Regions from separate parts of the Homo sapiens genome. Here region 1 is linked to region 2. Evidence: read pairs that join two places in POLR2A ChIA-PET (ENCODE). Cell type or tissue: OCI-LY7. All regions are shown on one strand. Each heading gives the region's core, and the rest is flanking DNA. Links, peaks and the distances in the headings are about the cores only.

Region 1 (2,915 bases), core at 196-2,695, 310 kb before region 2:
ACCACCATCGTTCATCAAGATGAAACTAAGTCAGATCCTATGACAGCATCAGGTAAGAAACGTTCTTGCCAGTAGATGGATAACTTGTCTTCTATCTGTCCCTATCCCTCTAAAAACCAAATGTCACATGGGTCATCGGGTAAGAAACGTTCTTGCCAGTAGATGGGTTACTTGTCTTCTCTCTGTCCCTGTCCCTCTAAAGAACCAAATGTCACAGGGGCCACTCTTATTCTTCCTGGTTGTGTGACAGATAAAGGGATGTTAACTGCAGCCCTGGGGACACGGGCGCACAGAGATAGACACTGAGCTCCCCTGGGAGGCACGCCCGGAGTGGGGCACACAGCTCTCCTCTTCCTCTTGGTGCAGATGGCCCAATGTAGCCAGCTGTCCTCTCATGTGCCCATCCAGGTGTCCCGGTAGGCCTGACTTGGCCCCGCCGTCCTCTAATGCCTGGGTCCCGGGGGTGCATAGTCAGTGCAGACCTGGTTTGCATCACTTTGCCACTGGGTATCCATGGGGCCCAGGCAGGCTGGGAGCATTACCTGTCATGGCGCAGTGCCCGCATGTCCACGTAGACGGTTGTGGGGTCCGGGCCAGCTGTGCCCTGGAAGGAGAGCAGCAGAGGAACTTCTGTTCAGGGGCCTCACTTAACATCTTGTTTCTACAGGTACAGCTGCATGGCAGCTCCTCCCTGGCCCCCGGGGACACCCAAGAAGGTAGCAGCTCTGCTCCCTGCAGTGAGTCCGCCTAGGGGTTCAAGGTCCCCCAGGCAGTCTGATGCTTTCCATCCAAACATCCACAGAGCTTGATAATATTGAGCGAAACACTCAATGACTCTGAAAACACCAAATCATGCCACTTTACATTTCAGTTCTAACAACTTTCTATTCCCACTGGTCTCTTGCTGTGATGAAAACACCATTAGGATTTGAGGGGCATTTCCACCATGCTGTCAGGCAGGGCCTTGCCTCTCACCAACCAGCCTAATTCTACCGGGGACTGCTCGCAGCCGAGACTCACTCAGGTGAGATGGATGGCAGCCTTCACCTTTCTACTCTCTTCCTTTCTGAATCTTACAGTTAACATTAATCCCGACTAAAGGACATTATGTGTCATTTTATTCAATAAGGAACATCAATTAAATGAGTACTCTGATCAACATCACCCTTAAAGATCCCAGACAACATAACCTGTGTCTGCACTGGAATTAAACACCTCTGCACTGGAACTAAACACAGCCCTTCCTCCCAAGGCAATGCTATGAGCATTAACATTTTTTGAAAATAGTTTTACTTTTAAATTTGGTTACAAGGGAGCTTTTGTAATATGTCAAGTAATATCCACTGTGAACAAAGTAAGACAGCAAAAGAAACATGTTTGTCTAGAATTCACGAGAAAGTCACATGAACTCATGGGAGGGGGAAGCACAGAGGCACCAACAAGGTCAAGGTCAAGGTCATACCTGCTCAGCCAGCTTTCCCAGCCTGTTGGGCTGACAGAGGCCAAGGAGGCAGCAGAGTGAGACAGGGAGGAGACAGCCACAGGAAACACACACAGAAGCAGCAGCCACATGAGAAACACAGGGAAAGAGAGAGCAAAACCCACCTCTGTATCTTAAAGAGCAAACGTGAACATCCCATTAACATCATTTCTGCAATCATGTGTGGCATCCATACCCTTCCGACGTCTAGCAAGGAGGCCCCAGGCTTGCAGACGCAGAGCCGCTAACACAAAGGCCGGCACCCACGCTCAGCCACAGCCTACACAGGAAGCGAGCTCACAAAAGGCTCCCGCCCGATCTCCTCTGCTGCGTGACAAGGGTCTGAGGCTTGAGTGGTCAGGGGTCTTTTTGTGGTGAAGAGGGTGTGAGCAGAGCCCCCGCCCTGCCCTGCGTGCACTGCCACTGTGATGGGGAGGCACAAGGCCAAGCAAACACTTTGGAAACAGAGACAGACCTGCACTCAGCCCTGCTCTGGCACGGACAGGTGCCATTTCCTTCCAGCTATTCTTGTACTATGTGGGTGAATAAGGCGTTCAATATGTAGGGTTATCTAAAAAGCCATTTGGTTTTAAGATGTTTTTAGAAAGAAATGAAATTGAGATACTAGTACAAAATCTGGGCAACAGCTGTAGCTATCTGAGGAAGCAATAAACAGAACTGCCGTGAGCTCTTCAATCTCTGAAACTTGGTGCTACCTATGTTTTTTTTTTTTTTTTTTTTTTTTTTTTGAGACAGGGTCTCGCTCTGTCACCCAGGCTGGAGTGCAGTGGTGAGATCTTGGCTCGCTGCAACCTCCTCTTGCCAGGTTCAAGCGATTCTTGTGCCTCAACCTCCCAAGTAGCCGGGACAACAGGCGCGCACCACCAGCCAGCTAATTTTTGTATTTTTAGTAGAGACGGGGTCTCATCATATTGTCCAGGCTGGTCTCGAATTCCTGACCTCAGGTAATCCGCCTGCCTCAGCCTCCCAAAGTGCTGGGATTATAGGCATGAGCCACCACTCCTGGCCTGAAACTTGGTGCTTCCTTTTAATAAGACATTTCATGGTTTCAGAAATGAATTTGAGTCAACACAAATTACCACATTTATTAATGTTTCAATTTAATATTGCTAGATATCTTAAAACAGTAAGTTCAATCTTGCTTTAAGAACTTAGCTGTGTTTTATATCTAACTTAGAGAGTCTTACAGTTATTAGTCACTGTTCAAAAACAATGTGTTTTTTTTCCAAATAAGCCTTTCTCCAACTAGAATAGAACATCTTTAAAAATAAAACCCTTGAAGCTAAAATGTTACATGGAAATGAGATATCAAAGGCCCAGAGAAGGAGAAATAGATCAGGCGGCTACAAAACGGCACATTAACAACTGGGAAACTGGGTCTCCATGCTGCCAACAGCCAGCTTTCGAGAACCGC
Region 2 (2,915 bases), core at 304-2,803:
TTGAGCCCAGGAGTTTGAGGCCAGCATGAGCAACATAGTGAGACCCTTTGAGTGACACTCTACAAAAAAAATGGAAAGATTAGCTGGGCATGGTGGCCCGTGCCTGTAGTCTCAGCTACTGAGGCAGGTTTGCTTGCTGCGGTGAGCCAAGTTTGTGCCATTGCACTCTAGCTTGGGCGACAGAGCGAGACCCTGGCTCAAAAAAAAAAAAAAAAAAAAAAGAACGAGTACAGATCGTTGCTCCATTTTAAAACAACAGCCTGTTTTGTGCAGATCAGCTTCATAGTAAGATGTGGTATTTGTGGACCTAGGTCTGTGTGATATTTTTCTTTCTTCTTTTCCTGAAAGTCTTTATAATTCAAATATAGAATTAGATTCTTCAAGTGTTTTTTTTGTTTTTTGTTTTTTTTAAATCTGTAGAATTCTAGCAAATTGGTTAAAAGTCAAGTTCATGGGAGATGAAGGCTCAGTGGATGACACATCCAGCGATGCTGGTGGGATTCAGACGCTTTCGCTTTTCAACTCACTTAGCAGCAAAGGGGATCAGATGATTTCTGTTAACGTGTGTATAAAGGTGAACTATAATTACTTTGTGTTTACTTCTGTGTTTTCATTACTTTCACTTACTCCCAGATATCACTGGAACCATGCAAATACTGCTTATTCCCTAATGTGGTTTTGAAAGACTGGGAGGCTCAGAAGCAAGTATTATGTCTGTCCGTACATGTCGTTTAAAAAATTTTTTTAAGCCAGTCAAATTGAGTAGTGGGCACCAAGCCCAGCCTGCTTCTTTACTTTTTCTGTTTTAATACTATATATTGGATTTCCTAAATGTAATATGTACACAAAACTTTTAAAAAATGAGGAAATGTAAAAGAAGTATAAAGATGATGATAAGAGCCATCCATGCTCTTGCCATTCTGAGGTAACAGTAACTTCTTGGTGCAAATTCTTCCCTTTTCCTGGGATTACAAAGTCACATTTCATCTACTGGAAATTAGTTTACTGCTGCTGTTACCTTCATTTTCATTTAAGAAAGTAACACTTCCGTGTACTTAAAAAGAAGTCAAATAATGCCACCCACGTGATTTAAAATGAGACATAGTAGCTCCTCCTTCCTCTCTTAACTCCTTTCTTCAGGGCTGCATTTTTCTCCTGTTTCCAGATCACACACTTACACAGCCATTTCTCAGTTTATCCATTTAAATGTTCTCTGCTGACTTCCCATTAATATAAATGTATTAGTTACCTTATTCCTAAATAACTAATTACTCCTAACATAGCAGCTTAAAATAATGTCTGTTATCATGGTATCTGTGGGTCAGGAATCCAGGTGTAGCTTAGCTTGGGTCTTCTGGCTCAAGGTTTCTCATGGGTGGAAATGAAAATGTTGGCTAGGATTGTGGCCTCATCTGAAAGCTTGACTGAAGGGTATCTACTTCCCAGCTCACTCTAGTGAGCTTGTGTCAGGATTCACTTCCTTGCAGGCTGTGGCCAAAGACTTCCTCAGTTCCTGCCACATGGGCCTCTCCCCAGCTGACAGCATGGCAGCTGGCTTTCATCAGAGTGAGCAAGAGGTGAGCCTAGATGGAAGTCTGAGTGTGTTTATAACCTAAACTTAGAAGTGACATCCTGTTGCTTTTGTTGGCTTCTGTCTGTCAGAAGTGAGTGGCTAGGCCCAGCTCACGGGGCAGGAGATCACACGTGGGCATGAACACTAGGTGGAATCAGGGGGGTCCTCTTGGCCACTGCATACCATACTAGGTACAGCGTGGCCTCTTGTGCCATGGTCCTTGCTCGGCCTTCCACGTCTTCCCGGGATAGCTACACTAGCACTTTGTATTACTTCAGTGAGTGGGGTCATATTTTGATGGCTCTGTGACTGCTATTCACCTCAGAACCAGTAGTGTTCTATAACCACAATTATTTTTTTCCTGCAAGAAATAGAGTTGCCTTATTGTCTCACTTAATGTAGTTCTCTTTATCTCTTTAATTTTACTGGGGGGCCGTATATATCTCGGTAGAGTTTTCCAAATGTTCTGTCACTTCACTTGATCCATCCATGTTCCCTCTGTCCTGGAACTCTCATCTGTGGGCTGGTCTCCATCCAGGCAACATGTGCCTTAGTGCCATCATTGTGAGCATATGTGTCCCTGCTCCTCCACTTGGAAGCTCTGTGACCTTGGGCAAGTTCCCTAGCGTCTCTGCCACCTGTGTATGGGTACTGTTACTTATTATCCCTATTTTACTCAGAGACGGTAAAATAAACTGCCCAAGCCTCTGCAGGTGCTGTCTGGTGGAGATGCTCATCTGGCTCTTGAGGATAAAATGAGTGCAAACACAGACTGCACAGGACAGTGCCTGGCACAGGCCAGGTGCTTGCTCAGTGTTGCCATTAGCAGCAGCTGCAGTATTTTTTCTTGGTTCAGCCCCTTGTTGGATGTTATATGTCATGCGAGGGGAATTTTCTGAGTCTTTTCCATTATGAAAATGATTTTATTAACAAAATACCTTAAGCTGGGGGAAAGAAAAAGAAAATGCATTTATTTCATTCTGACATTTGCTTCATAGTTTAGCTACGTTTGTAAAATTATAGGTAGAAAATTATTTTCCTGGCCGCGCATAGTGGCTTATGCCTGTAATCCCAGCACTTTGGGAGGCCGAAGTGAGCGGATTGTTTTGAGTGCAGGAGTTCGAGACCAGCCTGGGCAACGCGGTGAAACCCTGTCTCTATAAAAAATACAAAAATTAGCTGGGCATGGTGGTGTGTGCCTGTAGTTCTAGTAGCTTGGGAAGCTGAGGTGGGAAGATTGCTTGAACCTGGGAGTTCGAGGCTGCAGTGAGCCGTGATCGCACCACTGCACTCCGGTGTTGACAGAGGAAGACCCCGTCTCAAAAGAAAGAAAATTATTTGC

What was found. Peaks named below come from ENCODE experiments on the same cell type or tissue, not always from the same donor. Only the 100,000 strongest peaks of a DNase experiment are listed, where the experiment ranks them.
Region 1: POLR2A ChIA-PET joins it to region 2 with 6 read pairs; 1 of 35 experiments calls an interaction of 5 or more read pairs at or near these places.

Annotation. Positions count from the first base shown.
Region 1 is chr21:46,558,411-46,561,325 of GRCh38, reverse strand. It overlaps DIP2A (disco interacting protein 2 homolog A), which reads right to left. Exons shown (of 38, transcript NM_015151.4): 33 at 543-604. Among named protein-coding and RNA genes, the nearest start is that of S100B, 45 kb to the left of the region's middle. In OCI-LY7, for the core only: no CTCF peak of the experiment used is centred there; DNase peaks (open chromatin) are centred at 685 and 1,745; H3K4me3 peaks cover 1,666 bases; H3K27ac peaks cover 2,103 bases.
Region 2 is chr21:46,249,188-46,252,102 of GRCh38, reverse strand. MCM3AP (minichromosome maintenance complex component 3 associated protein) reads left to right here. Exons shown (of 28, transcript NM_003906.5): 20 at 421-574. It overlaps MCM3AP-AS1 (MCM3AP antisense RNA 1), which reads right to left. Exons shown (of 4, transcript NR_110565.1): 4 at 402-2,517. Among named protein-coding and RNA genes, the nearest start is that of MCM3AP-AS1, 21 kb to the right of the region's middle. In OCI-LY7, for the core only: no CTCF peak of the experiment used is centred there; a DNase peak (open chromatin) is centred at 1,552; H3K27ac peaks cover 2,161 bases.